Regions from separate parts of the Homo sapiens genome. Here region 1 is linked to region 2. Evidence: chromatin loops called from intact Hi-C (ENCODE). Cell type or tissue: Caco-2. All regions are shown on one strand. Each heading gives the region's core, and the rest is flanking DNA. Links, peaks and the distances in the headings are about the cores only. Region 1 holds the start of FSTL5 (follistatin like 5). Region 2 holds the start of LOC105377515 (a long non-coding RNA gene).

What was found. A loop is a pair of places that touch in the nucleus more often than their neighbours do. Peaks named below come from ENCODE experiments on the same cell type or tissue, not always from the same donor. Only the 100,000 strongest peaks of a DNase experiment are listed, where the experiment ranks them.
Region 1: a loop joins it to region 2, with 6 times the contacts of the local background. A loop is called at or near these places in 15 of 110 quality-filtered maps.

The regions. Positions count from the first base shown.
Region 1 is chr4:162,160,449-162,177,598 of GRCh38, reverse strand. It overlaps FSTL5 (follistatin like 5), which reads left to right and starts at 13,599. Exons shown (of 16, transcript NM_020116.5): 1 at 13,599-13,984. RefSeq lists an enhancer at 13,336-13,445. In Caco-2, for the core only: a CTCF peak has its summit at 8,439; no DNase peak of the experiment used is centred there.
Region 2 is chr4:161,242,557-161,259,706 of GRCh38, reverse strand. LOC105377515 (a long non-coding RNA gene) reads left to right here and starts at 7,505. Exons shown (of 3, transcript XR_939409.1): 1 at 7,505-7,945; 2 at 16,626-16,767. RefSeq lists a silencer at 6,913-6,962 and an enhancer at 9,926-10,095. In Caco-2, for the core only: a CTCF peak has its summit at 6,995; no DNase peak of the experiment used is centred there.

The DNA.
Region 1 (17,150 bases), core at 3,541-11,540, 920 kb before region 2:
GTCCAGATATAAAATAATTTCCCTTGGTTTAAATTCCAAATTGCTTAACCAAATTTTATGAATTCCCAAAACAAAATTTATGCAATTTTGGAGTAGAAAAGAAAGTGTGGTTTTAGCCACACTACTAAAAATTCTTATGTCTTAAAGATATTTATATTAAGTAAATTCCATTCCTCAGTTATTTTTGCATAACCATACACTCATGGACTAATGGGAAGCATCCATGTAATATCAGTTTTATAATTCTTATCACCTTTCTCATTATTAAGACATTCCTTGCAAAATACATTAAACAGAGAATCAATCATTTAGCAAACATAAAACATATGCTAACAATTGCATAATTCAGTATTAACACTGCAGTAGTCTGACAAATATGAGCATGAGGGCAATGCCAAGGGTAAGAAATTGTTCCAGTTAGGTTAAAAACAGGAGAACTTTATCAGAGAGTAGAAGAGGTGACTTATACTGACAGAAATGTGTGTGGAGCAGAAGTTGAAGTAAAAATCATCCTAATGCAAAAAAAAAAAAAAAAAAAAGAAATTAAACAAGCTAGCACCCCAGTGTATACTCTTTTCCATTTTTTGGTAATAAGATTTCCTGGGGATTAAATATATGATAATACATTTTATATGATATTGTTCTTCCAAGACATTCAATATCTTAAAAATAAATACTAACTTGCATTATAGGTGTACACTTAGGAGTAATAAAAAGAAGAAAGAGGGGTTTAGTTTCAGACTCTGTTTTGCCAAAAAATGTTGATGCTACACATTGGCTTTTGGCATTATGAAAAAGGAAGGGTGTCTGCAGCCTAAATATTTGCAATAATAATAAGAATGTCCTAATTCTTAGAGGATGCCCATCATTATTTTGCCATTTCCTCTGCTTGTGTTTTTCAATGTCATGCTCAGGGAAACAGGAGAATGAGCATGTGTGAATGCAGAGGAGGAAATCTCCAGATCACAAAGTTGTGTGAGCAATAGAGGGATGCTAAAATGAAGGTCAGGAGTCCATCAAAGTCATGGTTGAATCAGGAGAGACAGAGAAAGCTACAATCTTGGAGAAAAAGGAACATATAACTTTATAACTTTATGGAGCAAAAGAAAGAGAGAAGAAATGAAAATAGGTAAGTTGGAGAATCAGAGAAATTGTATGTTAGATTGAGAAAAATTTAATGGAAAGAATAAATGTTAAATTGACAAAACAGAGTCTGATATGAGGAAGATGATGCTAAACTTCGGATACATGACTTTTTATTGCCCAATAATTTAAATTAGGAGTTGCTTTGATCTTATAGTTGCTTCTATTGTTCTTAAGTCCTCAAACACAGATCCATCAAAATCTTACATCTATTTGCCTGTATTTAGGAATCAGTCTTCGCCAGAGCAGAGAACATACCAATGTTATCAGCTTCTTCCACTTATGAGGTTGAAAATTACTTGTGATCCTCAAATCTGTGTGCAGGTGATTCATCACTAATAAGCATATATTTGCCATCTGGAAAAGTTTCTGCTACAATACAGGTACCTATAAACCTGGTCTTTTTTCTTGGAGAAAAAAGATTGAAGCTACCAGTATGGAAGGTGGAAAAATCAAGGTTGTTAGATTGTGGTAGGCGGATGTGAATCCCAGTTTTGCCCCTTCCTAGTTACTATACTTTAAAATATCAGTTTGCATCTCTAAGATGGGGATAAACTTGAGAATGAACCTCTTTAAAATTATAGGTTAAAGAAAACTACACAAAATTACTATTTGAATCATTTTAATTTGCGATACAGTAGTGTTAACTCTATGTACATTGTTGTGCAACAGATCTTTAAAACTTTTCCATCTTGAAAATCTGAAACCGTACTCACTGAATAGCAACTCTCCATTTTCCCTTCCCCCAGCCATTGACAACCATCATTCTACCTTTTGTTTCTCTGAGTTTAAATAGTTTAGATACCTCATATAAATGGAATCATACAGTCTATGTCTCTCTGTGAGTGACTTATTTAACTTAGTATAATGAATTTCACTTAGTATAATGAATGTCCTCACAGTTCATCCATACTGTAGTGTTTGACAGGATTTCCTTTATTTTAAAGGCTGAATAATATTCCATTGTATGTACATGCTACTTTTTAAAAATGGATTCATCCATTGATGGAGATTGGGTTTACTTTCACCTCTTGGCTATTGTGAATAGTGCTGTAATAAACATGAGTATGCAATTATTTCTTTGAGATCTGCTTTCAATTCTTTTTAGTATATACTTTAAAATAGAATTGCTGGATCATACAGTAATTCTATTTTTAAGTTTTTGAGGAATCTCCATACTGTTTTCCATAGCAGCTGCACCATTTTACATTTCTGCCAACAGCCATCACTTGCTTTCTTTTACCTTTGTCTACTGTATTCCCAGTAACTATTAAAACATCCAACCCAAAGGAGATTCTCAATACATATTTCTTTAATGATTAAAGTGATAAATACATGATGAAATTTCTTCTTTACATTTCGTATCAACCTCTTCCACTAAAATCTACAACTTGCTTATTTAGCTTCACTTATATGACTATATTAATCTAATTTATGTGTATATATCAGGAAGATATACACATTTAATTTAGAAGCAAATCCATTGACAATGTCTTCTTTTTATATTTAGAAAAATGGACTTGAAACACAGTTAAAGTTGAGTTACTATCCAGTAATCAATCTTTGTCAAAGAATTTTATGAAAGTGTTAAGTTGGAGCAAATGCAATGAACATTTGTAGGAAAAAATAAGAACTTCTGTAATAGATGAGGTGGAGTGTGTTGAGAATCTTCAGCTCTCGTTTAATTAGGATTGATTAAATGTTAAAATGATAATGAAACAAGGGAACTGCAACCATTAATTGAACATGAAGATAGGTAATAAGGCAGGTTATCTGTGAAGTGAAACTAAGGAAGCAGCTTTGTGAAGTTGCCTGCGATTATTCTGGGACATCTATTGTGTAGCTAAGTGAACCTTGTCACTTGATCAAAGTCAGCATAAAACAGTGTGCCAGTAGCAGGGCTTGATTTGAAGTAAAAATACATAAATAACCAAACAAAACATTGCATTATGGGTGCACTGAATTGTTGCATAAGTCTAGGGCATCTGATTATTTTAATGTTTTTCATAAATTTTCTTTACTAGTTAGTCTTGATATTTTATGCTCAAATAGTAAACATAGCCAATAGAACACATTAATCTTCAAGATGCATTTTAAAATGTGTTATTTCTCTTTGTTTATAACTTTTAATTTCTTTCTTATATTTCACTGGCTAACAAAACACTTTTATTTATTCAGTATAAAATGTCCTCATAGAACTATTTTCAGTAATTTAAGCAGCATTCTGTAAAATAAGTGATGCTATAAAACTCTTTGGGCTAAGGTTTTATGAAACAATTTAGTAACACTGTATTGTTACTCATAATTGCTATGCACCATTGAGGATAATTTAGATATGATTGATTTTAATGTATGCCACCTATATTATATTTGTCCTAAAATATTTTCTACAATAATTATATTACTTTAATCTCTATTTTTAGGTGAAATAACTGGAATTTGTACATAGTATTTAAATCCTATAGTACAAAATATTTATCCTATTTGCTGCTGGTTTACTTAGGTAAAATACTAGGTAGAAATATTAGGCAAAAACCACAATTACTTTTGAAGCAACCTATCCCTAAGTTACCCTTGTTTACATCTCTCTTCTACATTTAGGAACAGTAAGTATAGACTAAGAATCTACAAAGTGCTTTACAGAGTAAGCTGAGACACCTAAGTCACTGTTAGAAAGTTGAAACATATAAATCAGAGTGTACATTGCTTACTCTCAGATAACAAATTTTCTATCCACACTATACCTAGAACTTGACATATATATTTTTGTAAATATTTATAAAATATTAAATTAACTATTTGCAGATAAAATTAGGCATAATTAAAATTCTAGTAATGTTAAGACTGCTTGATAAAATAGACATTTAAATGACTAGTGAAGTTATAGCAAGCTTAAAATAAATTTAACAGATGATATTACTAAGATTCTCACTGACAAGGTTTAAGAATATTTTACGAAATGTTATATTTAGTGAAACAATATTTAGATATTCTTTCTTTCAGCAGTTATTTATTAGGTTTCTCCTACTTGCCAGTTCCTCAGTACGAGATGAGGATATAGGGTTGAATAAAAAATAAGTCCAAACTCTCATTCTGAGATAGACAACAAACATCAATAAGTAGATAGAGAGCAAAGACATAAATAAGTAAACATACATGCTTTTAGATTATGTATTTACTGTGAGCCAGAAATTCACATTACATTATGGATATCAAGCTCATAAATTTTAGCTGTTTTCTCTGAAGTTATCGCTATCTAGTTATTAGACAGAGGAATTGAAAAAATATTTAAAATCAGAATTAACATAATGATATAATTCTACAGTGGTTAAAAGAAAGTGTCACAATCAGTTTGCAGATAAAGTTCTGTGAAAGAAATAGCATTCAATATACTCTTTAAAAAAATGAATAGAATCTTAAAAGGCTAAAAGGAATAGTAAATTAATGCATTGCCAAGTTCATTAATGTATTTATTCAGTAAATATATATTGATCACTTATATTACGGACAGTTCTCTAAGCATTCAGAATACAGGTACGAAGAAGTTGGGCCTTACACTCAGTGATGTAAGATTTGGGTGAGAGAAGACATGATATTGACAAATGAATGAATGAATAATACTAAGTTGGTGCAAAAGTAATTGCAGTTTTTACCTTTGAAAGTAATGGCAAAAACAGCAATTACTTTTGCATCAACCACATATAATTTCAGACATTCATGTATCATTAGCTGAAGAAGCAGTACGAACATAATGGTTAAGAATTTGTGTTATGGTGTATTGTTAGTCAGGAAAAACCACTTCAGAGAACTAAATGTTATGGTGTCATCCATGGGAAAGTCTGAGGAAGATAAGTCATTATAATAAAAGGATATTTGCACATGTATGTTTATAGCAGCACAATTCACAATTGCAAAAACGTGCAACCAACAAAAATGCCTATCAATCAACTAGTGGATAAAGACACTGCTGTACACACACACACACACACACACACACACACACACACACACACACACATATATGACGGAATACTACTCAGCCATAAAAAGGAATGAATTAATGGCATTTGCAGCAACCTGGATGAGATTGGAGACTATTATTCTAAGTGAAGTAACTCAGGAATGGAAAACCAAACATTGTATGTTCTCACTCATAAGTAGGAGCTAAGCTAAGAGGATGCAAAGGCATAAGAATGACACAATGGACTTTGGGGATTCAGGGGGAAATGGTGGGAAGGGGGTGAGGAATAAAAGACTACAAATAGGGGGCAGTGTATACTGCTTGAATGATGGGTGCACCAAAATTTCACAGACCACCACTAAAGAACTTACTCATATAACCAAACACCACCTGTTCTCTAATAATCTATGGAAATAAAAATTTTTAAAGAAAAAGCAATGGAGGCTAATTGCTGAAATTCAGTTATCTGGATAATCACAATATTCAAAAGAGTAGGTAATTCGGTTGTTTTTAGGTAGAGAGAATAGCATAATATGCATTTAACAACTGTTGCTCAATCTAGTGTATGGAGGATGGCATCTGAAAATAGGCACAGGCAATACCCTAAAATCTGTAGTCAGGTATTTGATATCTAGGAGCAATATCCATAAATAGTTTTCGTCAGTGCTTCAGAATGACTTTTAAAGGCAAAACTTTTGTCCCTGGTAGAAACAACCTTAAGGCTTATCAGACTGGGATGATTTTAGGTATATCACACTAATTGCATACTTATTACATTGTATTGTAATGGCTTGGTTGGGTCTTATTTACGGTGTTATCTATTATTTACTCTTGAATCTCTAATTCCCAGTATATCTCTGTCACAGTAGACACCTGATTTCTATTTGTTGAAAAGATCATTGAAGGCATACTTGAAAAGAACTAAGTCGGTTCCTATTCTTGGCAAATATGGGTAAGTGGAAATGAAATTCAGATAACTGAAGGATAGAGAGCCATCACTAAAAGTGTAGAGTGAAACTCAGATAATTAGTTTTAGAGTAATGCATTTGGGCCAGAATGACAGAAAAGCTAAGCTGGTACAGCACAATACAGAGGGATCTAGCACCAACAACTAGATTTTCAGCCCCAAAGTGACTTGTGTCACTTCTACTCCTAAAAATTCTTTGTACAGAAGTGGGCACATGGCTCCACTCAACCATTGGAGACCACAGAATGTGATTCAAACATGCACAGGAGGAAAGAGGGTAGTTAAAAGATGAGATTCATTTTATCTGATTCCAGGTAAATATGAAATGTATAGAATAAATAAGACTTTATCTTAGGAGATCAGTGAGATCTATCATGTAAGAAGCTAGAGAACTCAGAAAATGTAAAACTAAGGTGTTGGTGAAGGATTAGTGCATACACAACTATTTCAAAATTAGTTCAGTTGCTGAAACATATCAATGTCTTTAATCTATTTATGCTGTGGCAACAGACCAACCAAGTTCAAATCTCGGTGGCCTAAAACAAATTTCAAATCTCAGTGATGTAACACAATCAAAGTTTATTTCTTGCTCATGCTTTGTGTTCATACTGGGTCAGCAAAAGCCTCTTGGTTCATAGTTGTCCTTCAGGAGTCCATTCTGTCTAAGCAGTCACTATTTCAATTGTTGCCAGTTACTTTGACAGAGAGAAAGGAGTTGCAGGATCTTGCATCAACAGCTAAATTCTCAACCCAAAAGTGACTTGTGTCACTTCCACTCACAATTCTTTGTATCGAAGTGGGCACATGACTTACTCAACCACTGGAGACCACAGAGCATTATTCAAATATGTGCATGGGAGTAGAATGGCCATGACGTGGTAATCAGCCGTGATAAATACAAAAGAAGTATATTGTGAAATGCTAATCTACTACATAGAATTGTTTTCATGTTTCTTTTTCAACAGTGTTGGCCTATTTAAGTTCAAATAATTTCTACATAATATCAACAAACAGCAATCAACATTTTAAAAGTGATACTTTAAGAAAAGTAACATAACCATTTCTGTTGGGTTCCTTACCACACTTCCTCCCAAACAGTTTTAGTGCTATTCTTGGGTTCAAAAACTGGAACAGTTACTTTGGGTCATACGGTTTGGAAGGATCTTCTGTACAGGAAAGGTTAAAAAGCATAAGGGAAAATCGGTAGTAATTTCTCACTTTGCCAAACTCTTTTCTTTACTTCACTTTGAGGATGTATCACTTCGTACCTGAGATTTTACTGATTTTGACCTGCTATACTTTCTCTATATTTCTAATACTTTTCATTTATAACTTACTTATAATAGAGTTTTACTTATAGAGTTATTAATTTATGTATTATTACATGCCTACAATATTTGTATATTTTTCACATACAGATACAAGAACTTAAATTTCAGATTTTTCTCCATCCTTTCTCATAGCTGTGACTTTCTTTTTTTTTTTTTTTTCCTAGCAAGTACCTGTGATACTTGGGGAAAAATTACTTCTCTGTCTGGATAAATATGCAGATTATTTTCATTAGTAACATTATATTTCCTTACACATTATGATATTTCTGAACTCAAGACTTAAAGCTATATTCTCTATGTCCTTTTACATTCTGCTGTAAAGGTTATAATGTAAAACATGTTACTGTGTTTACTTCTTTTGAAACTGAAAGAACCATTATTTTGTCTCTCCTATAAACCGAAGTGTGGCCGGGCCCAGTGGCTCACGCCTGTAAACCCAGCACTTTGGGAGGCCGAGACGGGTGGATCACTAGGTCAGGAGATGGAGACCATCCTGGCTAACACGGTGAAACCCTGTCTCTATTAAAAACACAAAAATTAGCCAGGTGTGGTGGCGGGCACCTGTAGTCCCAGCTACTCTGGAGGCTGAGGCAGGAGAATGGCGTGAACCCGGGAGGCGGAGCTTGCAGTGAGCTGAGATCGCGCCACTGCACTCCAGCCTGGGCGACAGAGCGAGACTCCATTTCAAAAAAACAAAACAAAACAAAACAAAAATTCAGAAGTGTAAGTAAAATGGTGACGGCAACTAATATGAACAGGGACATTAGATTCTAAAAAATAATTAACATACATTTTTTAGATGTTGAAATAGCTGATATCGAAACGCTTTTAAGACCAACTCCCATACCATATGTGTTTTATGCATTTGCTTAATACTTTAAATTCAACAATAGATATTACAGATTTCCAACATAAATCTATTCATCAGCAGCACGTATTGTAATCATTGTGGGCAAATATATAACTCAAGTTGTGAGAACTGAAATTCTCATATGCAATACCAACATAGGCCAATAGATGCCCTAAGAGCTCTCTTAAACACAAGCACTCTAAGAACGTAAGTTGTCTGTCTGAGCATCAGCAAGTCTCATGCTTTTTTTTTTTAAAGTTCAATTAAGAAATAGCATCATAGTTTTAGATTCCAAAGAATCTTAATATTACCGAACTTTAAACTGCCTCACGAAGTACTAATTTCTATTCTATTAAAGTAATAGAAAAAAGAAAGGAAAACTCAATGAATTGATTTAAAAATCTATTAATACAATGAAGGTAACAATATATCTGATTCACATAATTGATTATTTCTAATTTTATAAATGCAGCCAACAATATTATTTATTACTGTGGTACATAAATGTAATTCTAGGGTTAATTTAATCACAGAAGCAGATCAGATTGTGTTGTAAAGTATTTCTTGAATTAGCTGATACTTTTAGGGTTTCCTGCTTTTACTATAATTTCAATTTTTTTTCTACAATATTGCTATTAGTATAGGGTACTTAAAGGCTTATTAATGGATGATATTTTAATTATGGTTACTACTTCTAGATTTTTTTAACACCGAAGTTAATTCATAGAAAATAAAGGATACTTAAATATGTTTGTTATATAAATCTAGCAAAATAAAACTATGTTCTTATCTCGCCAAGTTTAGTTTATAAAAAATTACATTCAGATGCTTTTTCCTAAGCCAAGGAAAAAATGATTTACTTATAGGTTTATGTCCACATTTAACATCCCTAAGGAGGATAGCTCAAATTGTGAAGATACATAGCTCTATAATAACAATTTTTAATTCTTATTTAATTATACTTACTAAATTTTTAAATCAATTCATCATTTCAATCTATACTTTTATAGAGCAATATTTTTTGAATCCATTCATATGAGCTCGAAAACTCTGTGCATTGACACGTTGATAGATGCTTGCTCTTATTGAAAGTTAATTCCCATTGTTTACTAGTGTGGGAAAATCAAACATTTTTACCAAGCCAAAACAGAAAGGCAAAATACAGCTTTAGGGGGAAACTCATAGCAGTATTACTTGGAAAGCAGGATGAGGGTGTCTGTGAAGTTGACAACTAAATAAAAAAAATACGAAAATGCATAAAAACTAGAATAGTTAACACAAACCTGAGTCTGCTAAATCTGTATGTTAATGTTCATTCCCCATGATGTGGCTATATAAAGAGCGGGTTTTAATTCCCTTCAATTGAGAAGATGAAACTTATAACATTAATAATCTATATTTATCATGGAGAATAAAATAGGTTTATTTGGCTTTGCACCCTCAGCATTCATGGTACATCCTTTGATTATGCAGTGGTTCTTTAAGTGGCCAGTTACTATAATTCTGAGTTCATTTTGACCCCAAATTATTGATGACAATGAGCAAATCTTTTATTTAAGGCCAAACCTAGGTTTCTGTATTAAATGTGGTAGGTTTCAGCTTTCCAGTTAAGCAGCATTTATTAAACCATGTTCTGTCTTTCTCCAATTAATATTACCTCAATAAATATTGATATCAAACAATTTCTTAAACCTATAACTTTTATTCATACTATACATTTATCCAGGTTCTTGTAGAATTTAAGAAGCCTGTTTACACAGTGAGAATTAAAGTTTATATGTGCATTAATCTGATAATTTGAGGGGTAGAATAGCAAAAAGTTATAGTCAGCTTTTAGCCAGTATTTCTGAAAAAGTCCGCCACTCCTTTATGAAATGTGCCATTTTGATGGTGGATTTATAATTACAAATGATAAAAATTGTCTCTCTTAGTGTATCTTTCTGTGTGTTAATGTAAATACTAGCAAGAAAAGACCTTTCACAGTAGTCTTGATTAAATTTAACAATCTTATCCAAAGCCACCAAAATGCCTATGCTATGATATATAATAGAGAAAATGAAAAACAACATAATCTCAATTTTAACATATATTGAGATTTCAAATAATTCCAATGAAACTAATTGAGATTTAAAATTAAACTGATATAATCTCATGAAAATTGTAATTGCTGCTTAGATAAAATACGTGTGTGTGCATAATGAAATAGTGTTCTTTAATTTGCGGGTTTATTTATTAGTAGTGAGTTTTTAATTCATATATCTTAAATTTTATTTCCATAATTTTAAGAAAACATATTTGAAAATTCTCTTTAGTATATCCTACCCACATAAACACACACACACACACACACACACATGCACACATATAAATTTGTTTAAGGTCACAATTTGGAATTAGCTAAGAAATTTAATATAAATATATTGTGTCAATATTTCTTTCAATAACAAAATACTGTATTTAAATGCCCTTTACCACAGTAGACATATACCTAATAGACATTTTAAATAGAACATTACAATGAAATAAAACATATGTGGAGAGCACAAAAGGGCCCAAGGGAGCAAGAGATAGAAAGTAAGAAAGTAATGGAAGTAAAGAAGATGCCATATATATATATATATATATATATATATATATATATATATATATGCTCTTTTTTGTGTATATGCTGTTTGTATTTATATATGCTCTTTCTTTCTATTATATATTTTTATATATATGCTCTTTCTTTTTAACCTTTTTATAGTGATTCCAAATTATATATATATATAAAATAGGTTGAAGTCTAATATAAAATTACAGAATGACAAGCATGTAATGAATTTTGGAGATAACAGGATAACCTATATATTTTACAAATGATGTGTGTGATGAAAAGGTTTAAATAACTTGCCCTCAGTCACATTGCCATTTAGGACAGTACAAAACCAAGAATCCGCTAGGAGGATATTCTCAATGCTTTTCTGCATGTATTCATCTTTGTTCATGCTTCCCAAAATAGCTCTTTTCCTTTTTTTTTCTTTTCTTTCTTTCTTTCTTCTGTCCCTCTTTTTAAAGACAGTGAAAAAATGAGAAAATGATTTGGCTTTCCTTTCCATCTTTCAAAGGAAGGTTTGTTTTCTAGTTTTATTCCCTCAGGTTTTTCAATAATATTATGACTGCTTTAATTGAATTCATAGTCCAAAACATTATGATCACTGGAGTAAACTGAAAAATTATGTCCATTATACAAACAACATAGGTCTTGGTGGAATTTTATAAGCATACATCATGTACTCTCTATATTGCTAAAGTGAACTATCAAGATTTCTCTGACATTTCAGCACATTGGCATGAAGCAGACCAAAGTGTGCTATGCGATGTTCCCAAAAGAAGCATATCATGTGCGCCGTAGCCAGCCTAAGTTCAAGTTATACAGTTGGCTCCATTGTAATTGTAATTGTGCAACACCCATCTGCCCCCACAGATCATCTTTCCTGACATATCATGGTGTCTGCCACCTTTATTAAAATGACTTTGGGAATTGAAGAACTCATAATACATGCATGTATGGGTATATCTGTGCAAAAAGTCATGGCACTTGACACTTACAAATGCAAAATCAGTAGTTGTCTGAGAAAACAAAAACATTGCAGATTACCCAAAATGCAAAACTTGTAGTCAAGGTGTGTTGGAGAAATAGTACTGGGGATTGTACGTTCAGAAAAGAAATGGGCAATTTCTGGAATAAAGCCATAGAGAAAGTTTTATGTGGGTGTGAATCAGAATAAAAAAATGTTCCTTCCCTCAAGCAAAAACACCATAGTTTTTTCCTCTGTTATTTCTTCTTTTTTAAGTAACTAGAAAGAAGCAGTTTGGGGGTATGGGTCCACAAAGTAAATAGACTTCCTCAAATAACTTCTTAATATTAGAGAAAATAAAATGCATTATTTTTCCTGATGGGGAAATAAGTAAGTGTATTCCTTTGATTAGAGTCCCTGAAAAATGCTTGTGAGTGGATCCAGTGCTAGATGATATCAGACTCCTGGCATATGATGACACATATCAGTGTGTATGCATTCTGATGGAAAGCAATGTGTGAAATGCTATGACATTATTTGAATAAACAACCTTTTTTATTAAACATGCTTTATCCAACTTAAGAAAATTTAAGCTTAGTTTTAGATACCCACTTCTCTGTCCAAGTAAGTCATGATAGCTGTAGGTGGGACATGTGCATGGAATGTGAATAATCACCCTTCTGGATGATTGATTGCTTCAGTTCACTGAAAGTGTTTGTTTACAAGTTTAAGCAGTCTGTGGAATTTGGCATGACAGGCCCCCTTTCTCTTGCCTTCAAGGAGGCTAGAGCTTCACTGGGACAAGAAATATCACAAATACTGAGAGAATTGCTAAAGGCTATGTAAAGCTTCCAGCATAGCCCATCTTTCATAGAAATATTGATATAGTAGACATAATAAATATTGCATAACCTTCATAATTTTGGCAGTGGAAGTTGAAGCTGATAACTTTCACTTTTTATTATTTAATTTTTTTCCCTCTGGAATCTCCAAGTCTATACAGTTTGAGGATTTGTTTAAATCATGAGAATGAATAAGGAAGGTTCTGTAGGTTTTATAGGAACGCATATGAAGTATAATATATACTATGGAGCACTCGTATTTTTTTTCCTTAAGATTCTGTTTAGAAATGATGGTTAGCGCTGCAAGCTTTCACGTTTTCTCTCAGTGCTCAGAATTTTTTTTTTTTTCTTCCAGGCAAGTTTCTGCAGCAGCGACTCCCTCCAGAGGCTCCGTGAACCGAGGGAAGGGAGTAGGAACACCAAATACGGATCCGTTCAAATAACCAAATGGCAGGGAGAGGCAGCAAAGTTTGGGCAGGAAGATGAAAAGGATTGGAGATGTTTTCAAGAATGGTTGAATAGATTCATTCTATTTCTCCGTCTCCTCCCCACCCGCCTCCCACTCGGTCCTCTCCGTGCTCCACTGCCCCCTCTCTCCGCCCCGTCTTCCTTCCAGAGCTGTGCCCGCAGCGATCTTAGAGTGCGCAGAAACGGCAGTCCCCGCGAAGGCAAAGGCTCCAGCACCGTCAAAGCGTTTAGTTTCTACTGGACTGGTTGAGAATACATCCTGAAGTCCAAAGATGCCCACGCTGACGTTAAGCCTGAATTTTGTTGCCCCGATTGCCGCAGCTGACTCTAGCAGAAGCCCAGTCAAGGGGGCGGCCCCTCACCTCTCGGCGAGTTGATATGCAAAATAGTTACGTCAGATGGTGGGGGCGGGGCACCCCCGGGTTGAGTGGCAGCAGCTCCTGCCTAGGGAGGAGGAGCGAGAATCAGCCTGGTTCAGTGACTGAGACAAACTGGAGGTGAAAGGAGCTGGTACTGTCCACTGTGCTGTCGGTGCTGAACCTGAGACGCGAGCGGACCAGTTGCTCCAGCACCTGAAGGCAACGCCCTCTTGCACCCTCTGTGCCCTGTGGGACCCGCTTCACCAACAGGACCCATATCAACTTGACAAAGGAGTGTGGTATCGGACGTGGGAGAGAGTCCTCTGTTTGCCACCTGGGCGCTCATTCAGGCGTGACTTTGGAGATTTCTATAGTTTTAGACCAAACTATTTTTTTTTCCCCAGCTAAGACGATCTTTTGAGAGTTTTTTTTTTTTATTGTGATTTATATTTCCACAGCGTTTAGGAATCTTTCTGGGGGACTTTTGTGACTGTTAAAATAAGGTAAGAAAAATAATATTGTTATAAATGATTACAAGTGGGGGAGAAATACAGACTGCCATACAAAAATTTAAAAACAAGTTATGCTTATTTTTATAATTTGAAACTGGACTTTTGGCAATGATTACAAAAATATTTTAATAATTACTATTATTATTATTATTATTATTATTATTATTACAAGACAATCTGTTAGTGATTATGCACTAAATTCTAGAGGGGAAGTTGAGAGCTTTGCTTTTTGTGAAGTTGATGTCATTATGTTATATCTTGCTTTATAAATATAAATATTTTAGAGCAATACTTTCAGCAGGGTTCAAAGGATAGGAACCATTCCAGGAAACCCCCCAAATATATTAGCAAATGATGTTAAATAAATCAACCAACAAGTTGTTTAGAACAAATATAATCAAATAATTATTTGAATGGACTAGTCTCTGGTTAATCATCAATATTATTCCTATATCTAAAGCATAGACTTCAAAGTGCAGAGCTCTCTTAACATTTTTTGGAAGGGAGGAGGTAGGTATAGAAACATTTACATCATGCTGGGTCCATTTAGATGTGTTGTTATGCAGTAGATCCAAATAAAACTTGTGAAACTCAGTCTCTGAGCATTCCACACCCCAAGGTCATGTGTATTTCCAAGTTGGGGGCTGTTTGTTCTGCTGTTGACTAGCAAATGTCATCCCCTTGCAACCCCCTCAGGTTAGAGGTGGATGTAAATGGGAAGTTCTGATTTAATAATACAGTATTCGCTTGTATTATAGTCGCTTGTGCTGTTGGTAATTGAATGGAACTGGGAAGTGTGGGCTGAGAAAATGTCTCACTATTTCAGCAATGTTTAACCTCTTGCATGCTTAACAGAGAGCTTTTCTTTACTTAGAAGAATTTTCTTTTGAAGCTATGTTCCTTTTATCAATTGGCAGTGTGTTCTGAGTGTGTACAGAGAAAGAATTCAGTGTGGAAAACGACTGAACAATACTTCTCATAGTGAGCAATTATTAAATGATAGAAGTTATCCTGTGCTCTTTGTATTTCTTATTACTATTCATGACTTTGACAGGTGTGATGGTTTGCCTGATAAATGGAATTGTGGTCTCTCATTTATGTCATTTAGTAACATTAGATTAAGTATAAATGATGCCTGGAAAAGGACGGGGGTGGGGGATATTTCCTTTACATTCCAGAGAGAGAGAGTTTAGGTTGCAAGTAGATGTCCAATATTAATAGGAATGAGTTAAATATAAAGCTGTTTCGTACTTAATAAGTATTATTCAACTGAATAGAGCTATGCTTTTCAGCAGGCGTACACTAAGTTAGGTTTAAATATTTGTATATTTTAAAATATAAAATTTCTACTCTAGTTGCATTAGAGTTACTAGGATGAAGTTTAGCTTTAGAATTTTATGATTTAAACTAAATCCTCTAGGTAGAGATTTTTCATTGTATTTACTACACAGCCCTACAAGAGAGTGATTGTCACAAGCAATGCATATTGTTGCAAATACTAAAGGTCAAATGTAAATCTTTTGAAGTTGTTCACATGTTTTACCCTAAACAGATATTCTTTGTAGGATTCATGTCAGTCATGTGATCTTAAATTAAATATTCATACAAATTTTGAAAGCCTGGATTGGGTAGAGGGGCAAAAAAGAATATATAAAACACTGAGCTAGGAAGTTTATACAACATAATCTCCTTTAAATACACAGAGAATCATTCTTTCCACTACAAATTTTGAAATGTTCTTGTTAAAACTAATTATGTTGGTATAAATATTTAGGCTGTGAAATTTCTAACAGAATTATGGCTTATTTTATTTTCAATTTTATTTATTATCTTGAAACATGAATACATATCTTAATTTTATAACTTATTTGAAAGGCATACTATATATAAACATTATATTTACTCAAAATGTACCTAAGTGTGTCATTGACTTCCATTTGCACAAAGTTTTCCAAGATGTATGTCTTTATTCAAGTATAAATATTTACCTTGAACTACCAATATCTGGAATTCTTTAAGATGAAATTTAATGTTTCATCTAACAATAACATATTTAAACACTGAAGTCAAACTATGCTACTGGCAATAATAACCAAAGGTTGACTCAGTGAGATTGCAAATGTAAAACATTAGCTGCATTTTTTTTTCTGATTTTTCTACACTTTTAGCTTTTGCATCTTAGTCCTGAAATAAGGTAAAATTAGATTCCCATCATAAGCCCAAATTTAGCATATAGGGGACACTACTTAAATGCAGAATAACATTTCCACTGAAACTAATCAAATTGCCAACTTTGAAGACACTTATGAAAGATATTCAAATGTGGTGGCCCCTTATTAAGTCTTTGATCCACAAAGAAATGACCGTATTTTGGAGTTACAATGAATTCATGTAAAATGTAAAGGATTATTCAGTAACACAACACTGGATGTCTTGTTAAGACATTAACTCATTTCATTACAGACACACTGCAAATATATACAGCACCGTTTGCAGAAAAGTGATGAACTTCATAAAGTCTACAGAAAATTATCAAAATAATTTAATTATATATTACATGACGTGCTCAATTTGTCTTTTTAAATTGTTTCTCAACCTCTTGAGGGTTATCGATCAAACTAAAAATTGAGTCAAAAATGAAATTTATAGATAGATTATTTCTTCTTACAAATAAAATGCATTCCTGTTTATGTTTTGTGAGATTTAAGATAAGGGTGAATCAATTTGGAATTTTTATTATCAAGGCTGTATATTGCTTGCTTGCTTTTTTTTTGTTTTGTTTTGTTTTCTAGTTACTAACATGGGCGATAGAAAAATACAAGTCATAATAAATCTGAAATACTCTAAAAAGTTTGAAAAAAATAAAAATACCTTTTAAAATAATATTTAAGAAGTTATTTGCCTAATAATTTGGATAGTTTTCTTTGAATAATGACCATTTAAAAATAATATTTAAAGCTCATTTATCAATAAGACCCAAAGGCCTTGAATGACATCTTTCTATTAGTTCTTCATATTTGCCCAAAATTGACATAGTATCTCTCGTATTTTTTACTACTTAATATATTATGAAGCTCAAAAGACTCTTGTGAACTAATAAACTAGAAAAAAATATTTCCTGTTGTTAGAGTAGTTCTAAGAGTCAAGTGACCAATTA
Region 2 (17,150 bases), core at 3,866-11,865:
AAACATTTAACTATATTCATTTTATACGATTTTTTCTGTCTTCCAAATGGACACATTTAGTCTCTCGAGCATATATCAATCTCTGTTCCAGGTGAGAAATCTCTCTCTCTCTCTCTTATCTCTCTCTCCCTCCTCCTCCCCTCATTCACTATTTTTTCTTTTGCACATTCATACTACTGACTGCAGAAAGAATAAATTTTTGCTTTAGACATTAAAGCCATTCACAAAGCAAAGGGAAGACATGTGATAATAAATTATAATTTAAACATAAATTAATCTGAAATTTTTATATATTAATTCACCATTTAATTATTTGAATATATTTATTTAACTACTTATTTTATTGATCATATATGGGAATAATTTTATCCTTGATTTTTGACACATTATTAATTTAAGAGATGATGACTGTTCATTCATTGAGTTTAGTTGAACAAAGTAATAAAATCCAACATTTTGTTGTATTCAGTGGTTCCCAATCAATGTGGCTTAAACAAAGGGGAGATATTACAACACTTTTTAATATCCACATGTACATCAAAGGATGTCTCTGGGCTTAACCGATACTCTTACATCTATAATTTAATATACACTATTATTTTTAATGTGCTTACTGTTCTATGTATTAATAAAAGAAAGTATTGATACTGTGATTGTTAAAATTCACTTAAAATCATTTTTTGGAAAGCTACTACTCTCAGGTGTGACATTTCAATGTTCTTTGGTGCTACAGGGTGGGTTTTATAGTTTCGCCCTGGTTTAATTATACTAGCTCTTCCTACCTTAGCTTGAGTTCTTAGGATACAAAACCTCTAGGCATGGTTTGCATTTGACACTGATGCAAATTGCTTCTAGGCTCTCCTTCTAGCAACTCTACATAGCTTACTTCTGTTAGAAGCTATTAGTCTAATTAAGGAAACAGACTTAATTTTCCTTTCAACTTCTGAATCAATGGAAGATCCAGGTGTTATTATTACTAAATGTCTTTTCCTATTACTGAATAAGAAAGAAAAAAAAAGGAATAGACTCATAACTGATATCTTTAGATGTAAGTATATTATATACAAATGACCAAATTTTATCATTTGGAAGAAGGTAATATTAACTTCTTCCTTGTTAAAGGGAAATAAAATATCCTAGCATTTATTTCTTACTTGTTAAGATTTTTTAATAATGATAGATGTGGTTTATAAATCTGTCATACCTATAGAAATCTGTCTTTGACACCAACTGATTTGAAGGAATCTGTAGCTATCAACATAGATCATTATTTTTTGAGAAACATTTAAAACTAGAAACTTTTCAGTGATTTTATAATACATTGTTTTCATTAGAGACAAATACATTTACTATGTAGATGAATGGTTCTGTGATGTTCTGAATACCTTACCTTCTTTGCTATAGAAAGAAGGCTACTGTGTAAAATCAAGGTAACGAAATAGGAAATTGAACTTCTGTTCTGTTCCTGGAGTCCAAGTTTGAACACTGAAAAAATGTTACAAGACATTTATAGAGATATGACAATATTTTAATATTAAAAAGTGGTAGATCTGAAGTTGACTTATTGGACAGGGTAAGGAATAGGTGTAAAATCTTCCAGAAGATAACTCCATCTGGATTTTTATTATTATTATTGAATGAGGATTTCATTGAATCTTAGATCAATTTGGGGCATTTGCCATAATAATATGACAGTTTTCTGATTCATGAAAATATAATATCTTTTCATTATTTTGATATTTTTAGAACCACATTAAAATTTTAAATTTAAAAAATATAATTAATATTTGGTAGTTTTCATTGTGCAAAATTTTCGCTTCCTTTGATAAGCATATTTCAAAGAAGTGTAGTGCTTTTGATGCTAATAATACAGAAGTTATTAAGAAATAATTTTAGGAAGCTAGACAGGGTAAAAGTTCTTGGTGGAAACTAACAGAAAGGTGGCTTAAAGAGCCAGACCGGCAAGCTTTGATATGCAAAAGCCGGAAAATAGAAACTGGGTCTACCCAACATGGTGATTCTCTCTGTTTTCTCCTTGTCACCCAGTGTGCCAAGTGTCGTGGCTGCCCCCACATAATACCATGTGTTCAAAACATCATGGTGACCCACATTTGCATATTAAAGGGCTAAGGTGGGAAGGCCAGGTTTTTTGTGGGCTATGTGAATGACACCCCTGGTCAAACCAATCCCCCATGCAAACCAGACGCCATCTCCTCCAGCCTCCCAATATAATGGACTGCCTTTCTGCTGCACACAGTGTTCCTCTTTGTTCTGAGCCCTCTCCCTTTGTACAGGGGAGCTGTTTACTTCTATCTTTCTTCTTTCTTGCCTATTAAATTTTTTGCTCCTTGAAACCACTCCACATATGTCTGTGTAGTTAATCCTATGGGCGCAAGACCAAGGACCCTGGTGTTCTCCAGTCATCGGAGCTGTATCATTTTGGTGTGTTGACTGGGAAATCATTCACTGAAAGGCTAGGTATGCAGCAAACCTCAACTTTGAATATGCCCTTTAATCTAAAGGCTCTCATCCAGCTACCCTGTCACCAAACTTTCTTTCTCTCTCTATCTGCGGCCTCTTACTCTCTCTCTGTGTATAGAATGTGCGGGAATGCTTACAGCCTAGGGAAATAATCCTGTTAGGCAAGATCAGGAAGTGGTGTAGTGCCTGGGAAACAAACTCAGGAAAATGCCATTGCAATCTTCTAGGAACAGAGTTCTCCCCATTCCCCCCAAGGTAAGGTTATTCACTACTGATTCTCTGGCGAGCACGTGGTATTTCTCATCCAACTGCCCCACCTAGTGGAAATAGAAATCCACTTCATGAGACGCAGTGCTGGCTCTCTGAGGTACACTGCAGCTTTCCAACTTTTCCTTTTTGAGCTATTCTACTGGAAAGTAGGATCTATGCTACTTCTGTGAATGGGAAGGCTTTACATATGTCTTACATAGCCAGAATTTAGTCTCAATATTGTCCCATCAGCAGGAAAATGGCCATTCGGTTCCTATGTTCTTTTAATGCACTTAAATCTGTCTCCAGTTAAAACAGTACTTAATTAATAAGGGGATTTTAAGTTCGGAAGTTATCCAAAAGCATTTGTTTAAAGGATAAATGCTTTAGCATGGGCCATAACAGCAGGCAATCTAGCACATTGTCTCTGTTAAAGGAGTCTTGCCCAAAGGCGACACAGTCTCTCTGGAGATCCATTTTTTGGGGAGCCAGGCAAATCCACAGGTTTAGGAAGTCAAAGGGGAATCACACAAGGCAGATAAGCTAAGGTTGTGTGGGTAAGCGTGGTTAGCCCCATCACCTAGTTCATCCAGTTCCATGGCTTGCAGGACCACGCCTTCAACCATGGACAGCACATTTAACATGGTGTCGGGATCCAGAAACCAGGGAGGGGAAGCAGTCAGAGAATTCTCCCTGTCTTCTTCTCTGCTCTGGGTTACACGGAAAGAAAGGAGACTAAGAGGACACTTTTATTCTCACTTCTTTTTCTAGATGAGTAACAGATTATCTTCAGCTTGCAACCCTCTGAAGTGCAGTCTAAAACACTGGAACTTCCTTAACTTCAGGAATTTGAAGAGGAAAGTGACTAATTTGCTCTTGCAGAAGGGCATGGCATTTTTACTAAACCTTTGCAGGTGTTGTAAGATCAATCCAGCTCTTTTAGCAATCGTTTTGGGTAGGCCCAGAGGGAATGGTTCCCCATAATTAAAAAAGCAACTTCCAGGGGAATCATCTAAGAATTCCCTCTTATTTGGGGCCCCCTCAAGTTCCATTCTCATAACAGAACCTTAGGCAAATAAAAGGAAACTTAGGCCAATTTCCTAAAGACCATAATAGGTATACAGAAGTTTTCCAAAATTGATCTCAGGTGTTTAACCTCACATAAAGGGATGTTACGTTGCTTCTAAACCAGACCCTAATGACAGCTAAAAAGCAGGCAGCTCTGCAAGCAGCAAAGAATTTTGGAGATATGCAATATATCTCCTATAATACACTAAAAGAGAAAAAAACAGATAGGAAAAGCAAAAAAAAAAAAAAAAAAAAAAAGACAGAAAAAAGCAGAAACACCATTCCCAATAGGGAGAGAAGCAGTTCTAGTAAACAACCCTGATTGAAACCCCAATAGCCCAGAAAATAAAAGGAAAAGGAAGCACTTTTTATTATCCATTTTAAAGGGCCTATGGAAGGCCAAACCTCTCAATTATTCTAAACTGTGTATAATAGGCCAAGAGCCAAATAAGAATCCTGTAGCCTTTATGGAAAGGCTAAGAAAGGCACTAATGGAGCACACATCCTTATCCCCTGATTCAGTCAAGGAGCAGCTCATCCTGAAGGACAAGTTTATTACACAGGCAGCTCCCAATATTAGAAGGAAGCTACAGAAGCAAGCTACAGGACCAGATAGCACCTTAAGGGACCTCCTGAAGGTGGCTACTTTGGTCTTTATAATATGGACCAGGAGGAGGCCCAAAGGAAAGGCAGAGCATTCAGGATAGGAACAAAGCCTCTGGTAGCAGCTTTGCAGGCTTGCAAAGTCCAGGATCCCCAAGGTGCATTTGCTAGTTGCTATCAGTGTGGCAGACCAGGGCATTTTAAAAAGGAATGCCCAGGCAGCAAGACAAAGCCACCTCAAACCTGCCCAGCCTGTGGTGGAGACCTCTGGAAACTGAACTGCCCCCAGAGACAGAGATCACTGGGTTCAGAACCAGTCTCTCAGGTGGTTCAGCAGGACTCATGGGTCCCAGGGCTCAAGCCCCAGTTCCAGTGGCTCAAACTGCCATTATAGCACAGAAGCCCCAGGTGATTCTGGAAATTAAAGGAAGGAAAGTAAACCTCCTTCTAAACACTAAAGCTGGTCTCTCTCTTTTCTCCTCTCTAATCCAGGCCTCCCCTCTTCCCATAGCATGACTGTAAGGGTCATCTCAGGAAAAACTCTAATCCAATATTTTTCTCAACGTTAGTTGCAATTATTTACACATGTTTCCAGGCCATAGTCACGATAGCACTACTAGTCAGAAAAGCCTCCAAATTAGCCCTAGGACATAATTTAACTGTTTACACTCCACATAAGGTGGCAGGATCACTGTCCTCTAGGGGGAACTCTTAGCTAACAAACAGTTAGTAAAGCAAGCATTCATAAGGTGGGATAAGCAGTAGTCGCTCTAAATAACATCTCTCCCCAGCCAGAAGTACTCAATTAGCTGGGCTAATTGCTCTTTAAAAAAGCACTTAAATTAAGCAAGGGAAAGGTAGCTAACAGTTACACTAACTCCAAGTATGCTTTCCTAATTTTCTGTGCTCATGCTGCCATTTAAAGGGAAAGGCATTTTCTTATCACCCATAAATTCCTATAAAATATCACCAGGAAATTAACCGTTTATTATCCTCAGTTTTTCTTCCATGAGAAATATCAGGGATGTGTTGTAAGGAACATCAAAAGGAAACAAATAAGGTAGCTGAAGGAAATAGATTAGCTAATCAGGCAGATAAGTCAGAGGCAAAAAGCCTCAAAGCGTTAGTACAGTTCAAGCCCCTTCTAATCTAGGAAGGCTCCGTAAGAAAAATTAAACCTCAGTATCCCTTACAAAAATAAAATAGGCCACTTGTCAAAGGCATTCTTTTAAGCCCTTAGGATGGCTACAGTCAGGATGACAAACACTATTTGCCAGCCTCCAGCCAATGGAAAGTCCTTAAAATCCTTCACCTAGCTTTTCACTTGGGAAAGGATAAAACTTCAATGTGCTCAGAGATTGTTTTCAGGCAGGAAGCCTCTAAATTGGTTAAGCATGTAAACTTTCTAGCTCACTTCCAACAGAAACCACCTGTATTTAACCCAGGAAATTTGGTATTAGTGTAAACTCTCATCTCTGTCTCCTCCCCTAACCCAACCTGGGAAGAGCCTTACACTGTTTTTCTTTCAACCCCCTCAGTAAAAATTACAGGAATCGACTCCTGGATACATCACCCTCAAGTCAAGCCCGAAGAGCTTGGGAGCAACCTCTGACAGCCCAGAGGAACGTCTTGAATATCAGTGTAAAAAAATAGAAGATCTTAAGCTGAAAATCATAAAAAATAAGTAACTAAGGGCTACCCATCTTACTCAGTCCCACTCCTACCTCACCAAATATTTTATTGTTTCTACCCTTTCCTCTCAAATTCACCACCAAATATTACAACTTCTTTTTAACACATATTTATAGGAGATTTTCAAATATACATAGGATCACATTTGTAACTTTTTAAATCCCCAAAGGAAAATGTTATATATTGGCAAGTAAAGTTTTAGAGAAAAATTATTTACTACGCCACTCTTGTGGGAATGATTATAGTCACGCTATTATTTGCAATAGAACTATACACTGTGGCACCTACAATGTGAAATTCTCGTTATAAAATTCTAATTGCTGTAATATTTTGCCTGATTATTATCCTTATAACAGGATTAATAATTGCAGAAAAAATTAATCCAGATTGTTTTGCTTATAGCAGAAGTAATAGTTACTGATAAGAAATAAGCATAAAAGTTTTACCATCATTAAGTTTAATAAGATTTTTTACTGAAGTTTGGCAGTATAATGCACTCTAAGCTATGAAAAAAATGTTGTAAAGAAAGAAATTTTATGTAAGGAAAAATTTTGTATGGTAAATACTTGTCCTAAAAAGAAATGACTGGTTGTTTAAAGAATGAGTATTTAAAACAAGTAAAAACGTTTAAGTATGTTGTAACAGAGTCTATACAAGTCATAAAACAATTCAATAATTAAAGAAAAGGAATTGTCAAAATTAATGCTAAAGTTATTTTAGCCACCCAATAACGTATCTCTCCCAATCATATTACAAGTTATAAAAATGGCCTAAGCCTAAGGTTATTCTCTAGTGGCAAGCCAAGGGGAAATGTATGCGTTTCTCAAGAAAAATGTTACTTTCATATTAACGTTTCTGGTAATGTACAGCAGCATCTAGTGGAGGCAAACCAGTATTGCAATCCACTGGTATAACTAACAGGTGTCAACAGGTATAACTAACTGGTATAACTAACAGTTAGACTATAACTGTCAGTTATAGTCTAAAGGACCCCTATTAATGGTGGTAATCTTAATGCTCGTATTCAAACCCTGTATTTTAAACCTTCTTGTCGAATTTATCACTTTTCACCTAGAAGTAGCCAAACTCCAAACGGTGCTGTGAGCAGAGCCACACATGGACACAGCATTATTCTGAGAACCCTTAGATAAACCTCAGAAGGCCAAACTGCTGAACCCCCTACACAACACCCCTTTTCAGCAGGAAGTAGCCAGAAAGAATCGTCATCCAACACCCCCTAACAATAATTAGACCTACTTCTCTTTGAGGGGGGAATAATACAGGAGTTATTAAGAAATTATTTTAGGCAGCTAGATGGGGTAAACGTTCTCGGTGGAAACTAAAAAAAAGTTGGCTTAAAGAGCTAGACCGGCAAACTTTGATACGCAAATGCCGGAAAATAGAAACTGGGTCTACCCAACATGGTGATTCCCACCATCTTCTCCTTGTCACCTGGTGTACCAAGTGTCATGGCTGCCCCCACGTAACGCCATGTGTTCAAAACATCATGTTGACCTGTATTTGCATATTAAAGGCTAGGGTGGGAGGGCAAGGTTTTTTCGGCTACGTGAACGACACATCCGGTCAAACCAATCCCCTGAGCCCTATGCAAACCAGACACTGCCTTCTCCAGCTTCCGGATATAATGGACTGCCTTTCCGCTGCACACAGGGTTCCTCTTTGTTCTGAGCCCCTGTCCCTCTGTCTCTGTTTTCTTCTGTCTTTCTTCTTTCTTGCCTGTTAAACTTTTTACTTCTTAACGACCACTCCACATGTGTCTGTGTCATTACTCCTAATGGCACAAAACTAAGGACTCTGGTGTTCCTGCAGTCATGGAAGCTGCATCACTATTGTGAGTGGAATGACTTTTTTTTTTTCGATTGTTAACTGTTGGTGTATGGATATAATATCTATTAGGCATATATTGTTTACAGTTTAATTCCAGTCTTTTATTATCTTTTCTGTCTTCTGCCTATTTGTTCTACCCCTTATTAAAAGGTGGATATTTGAGTCTCCAGTTATTACCGTTAAGCTATCTATGTTTTCCTTCAGTTCTCTCAGTTATTGCTTCATGCATTTTAAAGCTTTATTAGATCCTATAGGTTTGTAATTGTTGTCTCTCCCTAATATTTTGACCACTTTATCACTTAAAATGTCTTTCCTTCTCTCTAATAACATTTTTTTCTCAAATTGTATTTTTTGTTATTAATAAGCCATTCTAGGTGTCTTTTGGTTACCATTTGAATTATATATTAATTTCTACCCTTTAACGTTTAACTTACTTGTGCCTTTTATATAAAGTGTGTCCTCATACATAACATATAATTGGATATTTTTTCTCTTTCTTTCAATACATATCTTTTGATTGGAACGTTCAACAAATCTACATTTAATAAAATTACTGATAAATTAAGATTAGTTGTATTATTTTATAAATGTTTACATATGTGTGTATACATATATATATATATCTCACGTTTATTTTAAATTTTCTCCTATTTCTATTTCTGCCTTCTTTTACGTAAAATAAACACTTTTTAGTTCTCCATTTTATTTTCCTTGTTTTTCCTTTTAATATATATTGTGAGATATTTTCTTCATGATTGCTCTGGGATTACAATATTTATATCTACATAAAACTGTATTTTTTGAGGGATTTTTTTTTTGCTGGGTGTAATTATTTTAGGTGATGATCTTCCCCTCCTCTCCTCTCGTCTCCTCTCGTCTCCTCTCGTCTCCTCTCCTCTCCTCTCCTCTCCTTTCTCATTCTTTCACCCAAGATAGAGTGCAGTGGCACCATAATAACTCTGGGCAGCCTTGAACACCTAGGCTCAAGCAAAATTCCCACCTCTGATTCTCAATTGGCTGTGACTACAAGCATGTGCCACCATGCCTGGTTATTTTTCATTTTTTATTTTTTTGGTAGAGATGAGGTATTGCTATGTTGTCCAGGCTGGTCTGAAATCCCTATGCTTCAAGAAATCCTCCTGTCATGGCCTCCCATAGTGCTGAGATTATAGGCATGAGCTTCTGCCCCCAACCTGATGATGGTCTTTTTCTTTTTCAACAATTTGAATATGTCATTCAAAAACAACGGCTTTCTGGTGTCCAGTTCTTGTGAGAATGCTGCTGTTAGTGTTATTGTGAATCCTTTGTATGTCATGAGTTCCTTTCTCATGATGCTTTCAAAGGTCTCTGTTTTTGGCTTTTGAAAGCTTGACTAAAATCTGTCAATGTGTAAATATGATAACAGCAGTTTCCTGTCTGGGGTGGCTGCTGCCATGATGCCAGCTGCAGTAAGGGAGGTGCAGTGGGGGCTGCGAGTTCCATGAGCCCACAGGAACTGGGAACAGGTGGAAGCCCTGCTCACTTCCAAGTTGGAGGGGCAGCAGTCCCGCCCTCCCACGTGGAGCTGCAGCTGCCCAGTGACAGCTGGGAACCCAGGCATCTCTGCAGTCTCAGAGGCCTGAGAAGCCCCATTTCCCCAACAGGCTCAGAAGTGTCTGCTCCTGCTGCCTGGCCTCTCCCCACTCCTAGCACCTGATCCAATTTTAGAGCAAAGTTGTGGCCAAGCATGAGCATTGTCGTGACCTGGCCAGGTTTGCACGTGCTTGGGGCAGTGCTGACACACCAGCCCCCTGCTGCCTCAGCTTCTTCCGGACTTTCAGCACCAACGAGCATGGGGAAGCTGAGGGAGAGCTAATGGCGGCTCAGTGTGGGCCTGCAGGCACCCATCAGCAGGAATAGCCTGGGCACTATGGCACTGTAGATGGCAGGCTAATGGCAGCAGGAAACAGGCTCCTGGCTGGAAAGGAGCAGGTCTCTGGTGAAGCCCCACCTTCAAGGCAGGGATGGCCTGAAGCCTGGGGGCTGAGCTGTCAGTTCATGGACCTGAGTTAGAACTTATGGTGCTTTTTCTGGGCCCGCCCATGACTGCCCATGGACCAATCAGCACACACTTCCTCCACTCTGAAGCTCATAAAAACCCTGGACTCAGCCAGACTTGAGCAGTCAAATGGATGACCTGCCTACGGAGAGGAGCTTCTCACTGTCGGTGTCCTCTGAGCTGTTCTGTGTCTCAATAAAGCACCTTTTCACCTTGCTCAGCCCTTACTTGTCTGTATACCTCATTCTTTGTGGAGGCAGGACAAGAACTTCGGACCCACTGAATGGCAGGGCTGAAAGAGATGTAATACAAACAGGGCTGAAACACCTTGCTCACCATTTCGCAGGCAATGAGAAGGAGAGAAGAGAGAAGGAGAGAAGAGCTGCAACCTCTTGGGGATCCCAGACCTAGGAGCTCTCCAACCCAGGGCTGTGACACCCTCTCTGGGGCTCTGTGGCTCCTGGCTTCTGGGTGCCATTTGTTCTCCAGTGCTAGCCATGGAAGCTGATTGCAGTACTCCTGGTCCAGCTGTAGCCTCACAAGGAGCTGGCACCTGTGCTGGTGCCTGGAGCTTCCTGCCCCACTGCAGCCAGCATGCCTGGCTGTGCACAGTGGCTGGACCCCATGCTCACTCACTCAGACACCCCTCGCCATTCCTTGCCTGGCTCGCCTTTGGCAGATGTGGGATCCAGGTGGGTAGTGTGGGCCAAGCAAAGCCTGCCAGGCTGAATCTGCAGAATGAGCCTAGAGGGCCTGAACAAAAACTTGAGCAAAGGTGCTACTGGCCACAGAGGTTTCTGGCCAGAAAAGTGACACCCCAAGGATCCTGTGACGCATATAATTGAATTTATATTACTTGGAATCTTTGAATTGCTTGAATGTATAAATCATGTTTTCATCATATATGGAGCTTTCTGATTATTTCTTACTCTTCTGTCTCTCTCTGCTCTTCTTATGTCACAATTATTTTGTATGTTGGTATGTTTTGTGGTGTCCCTTAGACCTCTGAGGCTCTGCCCACTTTTTTCATTCTTGTTTCTCTTTGCTCCACAGACTGGATAAACTCTATTGACTTATTTTTTCATTGTTCTAATTCTTTTTTTTTAGTAAATTTAAATCTGCTGTTGAGTCATTCTTATGATTACTTTAAACTTCAATTAATATAGTTCCTAAATCCAGAATTTTTGGGGGGTTCTTTTTTGGAATTTGTCTCTTTTTATTGATATCTTGTGTTTGATGAGATGTCAATCTAATACTTTAGTCTTTTAGACATAATTATCTTTAGTTCTTTAAATGTATTTAAAGTTGCTAATTTAAAATCTTTGTCCAGTGAGTCCAATACCTGTTATTCCTTATGTTAGCCTCTATTGACTGCTTTGTTTTATTGGTATGGGACATAATTTAATGCTTTTTAGAAAACATTTCTTAAAAACATTTGTATTGAAAACTGCATCTTTTAGATAATATGAATTGAATTGTAAGCCTGGGTTTCAGACTCCCCTTTCTTTCCTAGGTTTTATTGGTAGAGGTGATTTCCTTATTATTTCTGTGGTTTGTTTGTTTAGTTAAATGTCCCTGAAAAGAATCTATAAAATCTGTATTCCTTGACATTTATGGCTACTAAAGTCTCTGCTTATTTAGCTTAGTAATTAAGTAATGTTTGGACAAGAGATTTCCCTAAATGCCTTGAATCAGTAAGTCTCTGAGACTTTGCCAAGGTCCTCTCTTTCTGGTGTTGGTCATGTGTTCAATGCACTTGTGAGCAGTTTTTCACTCTGCTTTAGCCTTCATTTCCCGTTTGCATTGAGTCTCAAAATCAGATAGTAGTGAGGTATTATTGCATTCTTTGGGCTTTTCTGAGCAGGCACACTGTCACACAGACTTTTTAGGTCCCTAGGAAAATGAAGAGGTTTCAAAGTCACTGTGGACAACTTATTTCTCATATAATTCTTATAAATGTTTTGAATTCTTCTTGTTTGTCCCAACTTGTTATCATTGGATTTGTCAACTGCAGTGTTAAATATTTGAAAGCAATTTTTCAGCAACTTCTTGGGCAATAGAACATTTTTTTATTGACCAAGCTCAGAATAGAATCTAATAACAATCAGCTGTAGAAATGAGACTTTGACAGGGTGCTCCCATCCATGCCAAACAGTAAAAAATTTCTAGGTATCGACTTTTGAATGAGCTGCATAGTAAGTCTTCCCCCATCCAATGGCTACTAGATTGCTAGATTTTACGGCTCCATGGTTCTGAGGCTGCCATTTTAAAGTCTACTATGCACTTGGGGAGAGGTGGATGGGAAAAGGGCAAGTTAGTATCTCCCAAAATCACTGTTTTTACAAAATTTGGCTGTCTTTGAATAGAGTAGCATGTCTCAAATGATTGCAAGCTTTTGTTTAATTTCAGAGTTCTGAAAAAAAGTATGATTTTCATACTGTTGTCAGTTGTGTAATGCCTTTTTGATTACGTGAATTTTTGAAGGACCTTGTTCTGCCACTCTTTAAGTTCTGCCTTTCTACTTAACCTTTTATAAGGGCTTAGAGGCTGGGTAATTTCCACTGGTGGAAAAGTTATGCCTTAAGGCATTCTCTCTATATTAATGTGCCTTAAGACATCCTCTCTATATTAAAATATAGACAGATTTTTTTTTTACCAAAAATATTAATGTTTTAATTCTAACACTAACTTATCAGGTCTCTACCCAAATAATTATTTATCAAAATGTACTTCTTATAGAAGAAAAACAATACATTTACAATATGAGATAATCTGTCATTCACCTATGTATGTATTCACTCACGAATTTATTGTAAACAGATACTTACTGAACAAACAAAATTTTCTAGACACTGGAAAAACCATGGTGAATAAATTATTACATCATTACTCTAATTAATTTTACATTATATACTTTCATGGAGATCATTAATAATGTTGGAAAACTCTTCCTTAACTTCTGTCTTCATATAATAGAAAGACCTAGATATGCCCTCTTCCATTTTTATTTTTGAAATTTAAACAGTTTAAAGTGTAAAATTCACATACAGTTTCCATAGCTAAATGTACAGTACATAGCAAGTAGATATCATATAGTCTTTGTCAAGAAAATTTTCTATGACAATCTCTCTTAAAGCTGAATAAAGTATGGCCTCTTTTTAAGAAAATAATTAAATTATGGTGAACTCCCAGTCTTACACATATTTTATTAAAATATTAACATAATAATACTTTTAAAATCTAGAAATGAACTCATGCTTATATTTTCTATGAAGCTATAAAATGAAATCAAATTTACAAATTGAATATTAACAGATCTATACAAACAATACAATTTTAATTAGCTAATTAATATTCTGAATGTTGTGTTAAAGCTTAGTTCCTGAGAGAGGCTTAATTATGATATTAATGTCAACAGAACAAGAAGTTCTTTTGAATTTGTCATTTCTAGATTTATGAGTGACATGTCAGGCTTAAATTATCCTGCTGTTTACAAAATTTGGAACTATTGTGGAAACTTAATGTGTACAAGGTGATGACATCACTGAGATTTCACTTGATATGAAAACATTTTTTATGTCACATTTTCAATGTTCAATCCACATTCACCCTTTCAGTTTAAAGTAGGACTACTTGTCACCAAAGCATTAATAAGTAGCACAGCAAACACCAACTCCAAAATTATATGGTGATGCTCAGTTATAAGGGAAATACCCAATTGATCCAAAATATAACAAATATTCCAAAAGAAATTGTGCTCTTCTCCATGCTTCATGAAACACTGTGAAGCTTTTAAAAAGAATAAAGTAGATTTTTATTCATGGACCTGGAATGAGACACAAGAAATATTATGAAGTGAAAACCTAACATTGAATAACATTAAGTTTTATTTAATATGTTGTATAATAATATAATACTCTACAGAATAATATACTAAATATTACATACTATATATAAATATTTTATGTTATAAATATATGTGATATTTATAAAACAAATTTTCTGTATAAGCATATATATTACAAATACCTGAAAGAATAAACTCCTAACTGGTTAACTATTTTTACTATTAATAAATGGGAATGAGTGGGGGAGCTGAAAAATTGCTGTTACTTATTATTTTGCACATATTTATATAAAAATATTTAATCTGTATTATAAAAATATATACCATACAGAGAAAACATATATTTTAATTCTTTGGGACCAGGAAATTTAGGATAGTAATTAGATAAAACTTTTATAAATGTAAATTGATAAATAAAATTAAGCCTCCAGTGATTGGTTAGACAATAGCAGTAATGAGGTTTGTGTCAAATTAACCTGAATACATAATGAAAACCAGCATTTTCAGTTCCTTTAAAAGTTAGGCTGTAAATAAAAACAATTGAAATTTATTTTAGATTTCTAGTATGGCACTTTTTTTTTTTTAAGATGCAGTCTCTCTCATTTGCCCAGGCTGGAGTGCAGTGGTGTGATCTTGGCTCACTGTAAACTCTGCCTCCTGGGTTCAAGCAATTCTCTGCCTCAGCCTCCCAAGTAGCTGTGATTGCAGGCACCCACCACCACACCCAGCTAATTTTGTATTTTTAGTAGAGATGGGGTTTCCCCATCTTGGCCAGGCTGGTCTTGAAGTCCTGGCCTCATGATCCACCCACCTCAGCCTTCCAAAGTGCTGGGATTACAGGCATGAGACACTGTGCCTGGCCTAGTATGGTACTATTGATACAGACAAGAGGCAGAAAGATATTTGGTAGAAGAGGGCAGTTCCTCAGCAAAGGCCCTACCCTCAAGCCTGGAAACCACAGCCCTAAATGGGAACAGACATTCATGTATTTGTGCACAAATGTTGCCTTCTGGCCTGCCACACCTCCCTATCCTGTACTCATATAAACCCCAAACCCCAGCCTCCATGAAGAGAAGAGCAGAAGAGTAGAGGAGCAGAAGAACGGCAGAGCAGCAGTGTGGTGCAGCAGCGAAGGAGACAAGAGAAGGAGTGTCGGAATGTCAAGAGGAATTTGGCTGGAGATGGTTGGAGTGGAGATCGGCCGCAGGATGAACGAACTCCTTTGGAAGATCATCTTCCCACTCCATCCCCTTTCCAGCTCCCCATGCATCCTTCTGAGAGCCACATCCATCTGGCAATAAAATTCCCCACATTTACCATCCTTCAATTTGTCTGTGTGATCTGATTCTTCCTGTACATTGGACAAGAAGCTGGTACCAAGAGGGCACTGAGCCGGTTAACACTTAAGCCATCTGCGGATGGCAGAGCTAAAAGAGCACTGTAATACACCCACTGGGGCTTTGGGAGTCATAGGCACTCACCCCTAGACATTACCGTGGCTTGCCCTGGCTCCTGCACCTGCCTGTCTGTGTACCTCCCCTTCTATAAGGGGTTTGAGTGTGCAGTGGCCTAACAGACAAGCCACATCCCTGTTGCACATCCTGCAAGGGGGTTCAGGGAACTCTCTCATTTCACTATAGAACACTCTCAGTATGTGGTTTAGAAATTTGAGCATTTAACCAATTTCAGGTAAAATAAACATCATTCCATACAAATAGATTTATTCAAAACCCTCAACTTCTAACACCACAATACACCATTTTATGTCTTACATCATAACAAAAGTCAGTTGCTTTACCAAAAACAGGTAAACTCATCTCTCTATTTAGTATTTTCTTCTTAAAGTACTGGTTCATTCTATTACCAACCAGATCCTTTTGTCACAGAGAGAAGTCATAACTTAAGCCAACAACTATTTTTCATAATGTTCATGAAGGTATGGAGTATCTTAGTATAATATAACTTAATTGTAGGTATCTTCTCACCTCTGCCTCTTCTCTCAGCAACATTAATTTTGCATGTTTGTTGTTTCTTGAAAAAGTACGGTGTATTTTATCTTGAAAAAATAATTTACATTTATACAATATAAATATTAAATATATCTATGTGCATATAGAAGAGCTACATTATTTGTATGTTATTTGTACCTAAAAGTTGATACAAACAGGAATTCAACAATGATTTTATCATATATTATATATCACTAAGGGATATATCCCTTAAACTAAGGGATATAGCTAACCTTTAGAATTAAACCAATTATCTTACCAAAATGATTATCAACGTTTATATGGTAATACTTTTCAGGGAAAAAACACTTAATAATTACACTTTTGGAAAATAATTATAAATATTAATTGATCTTGTTTACAAATATGTTCAAAACAATAGTGACAGTTTTTAAATATTTTCCAGCACATTGACCATATTTCTTTGCTTTTGATAGCTATGTAATTCTTTATTTAGGTTTAAGAATGTACCCTTTTCCTAAAAGGATATAATTAGATAAATCAAATATGTAGCTAAACTATGATAGAAATCTCTTGAGTTAGGTATGATAAATATAATATAGGACCTCTTTTCACATTTAAAAATGATACCTGGAAGCAAGGCTGTTATCTTTCTACAATTTATAAAATTACAGACAAAGGCAGTAAAGAACATTACCTTCTGGCAGGAAAGGAATATTAACAACCTTGGGATCTCAGAAAAGACAGAATATACCTTTATAGTTATAGGTACCACAGGTGAAACATGGATCAGTTAGATTCAAAGGTTCTTTGTTTCTGATCTTTTCAGAGAAGTTGATATGGGAAATGAAGTACCTCTGACTCCTTGAAATAAATTACAACCCTAGAGACTTTAGAAGACTGTCTAGGTTCCAGTTTTGTTAACCAGAAAATAAGAATGGCTTTGCCCACTAATCAACATCTCTTGACAAGTAAGTGTTGGCATATTATTTAACATATTTTGTTATATCTATGCAAATAAACATGGGCAATGAAAAAATTAATGGTATTGAATTCCAAACATTTCAACATCACCTTCTGTGTTTAAACTGTGCCTTAGGAGCAGAGGTTTGATCACAAGGAGGAACTGGGGAACCAAAATTGACATTTTGTTTAACTGCCATCAGGAATAAATATAAATTGAATTTCCTAGAGTTGATAAAGTGTGGCGTACTTTGTACCCTGAGATAAACAAACAAACAGTGTAATAGTTTAAGCATTTTCTTTTTGTTGCTGACTAGGAAGTGAGAAAACAAACTCAGAAGCAATTTCCTTTATCCCTGGGCTGTGCAATGCTGATTTTGGAAGACATGTT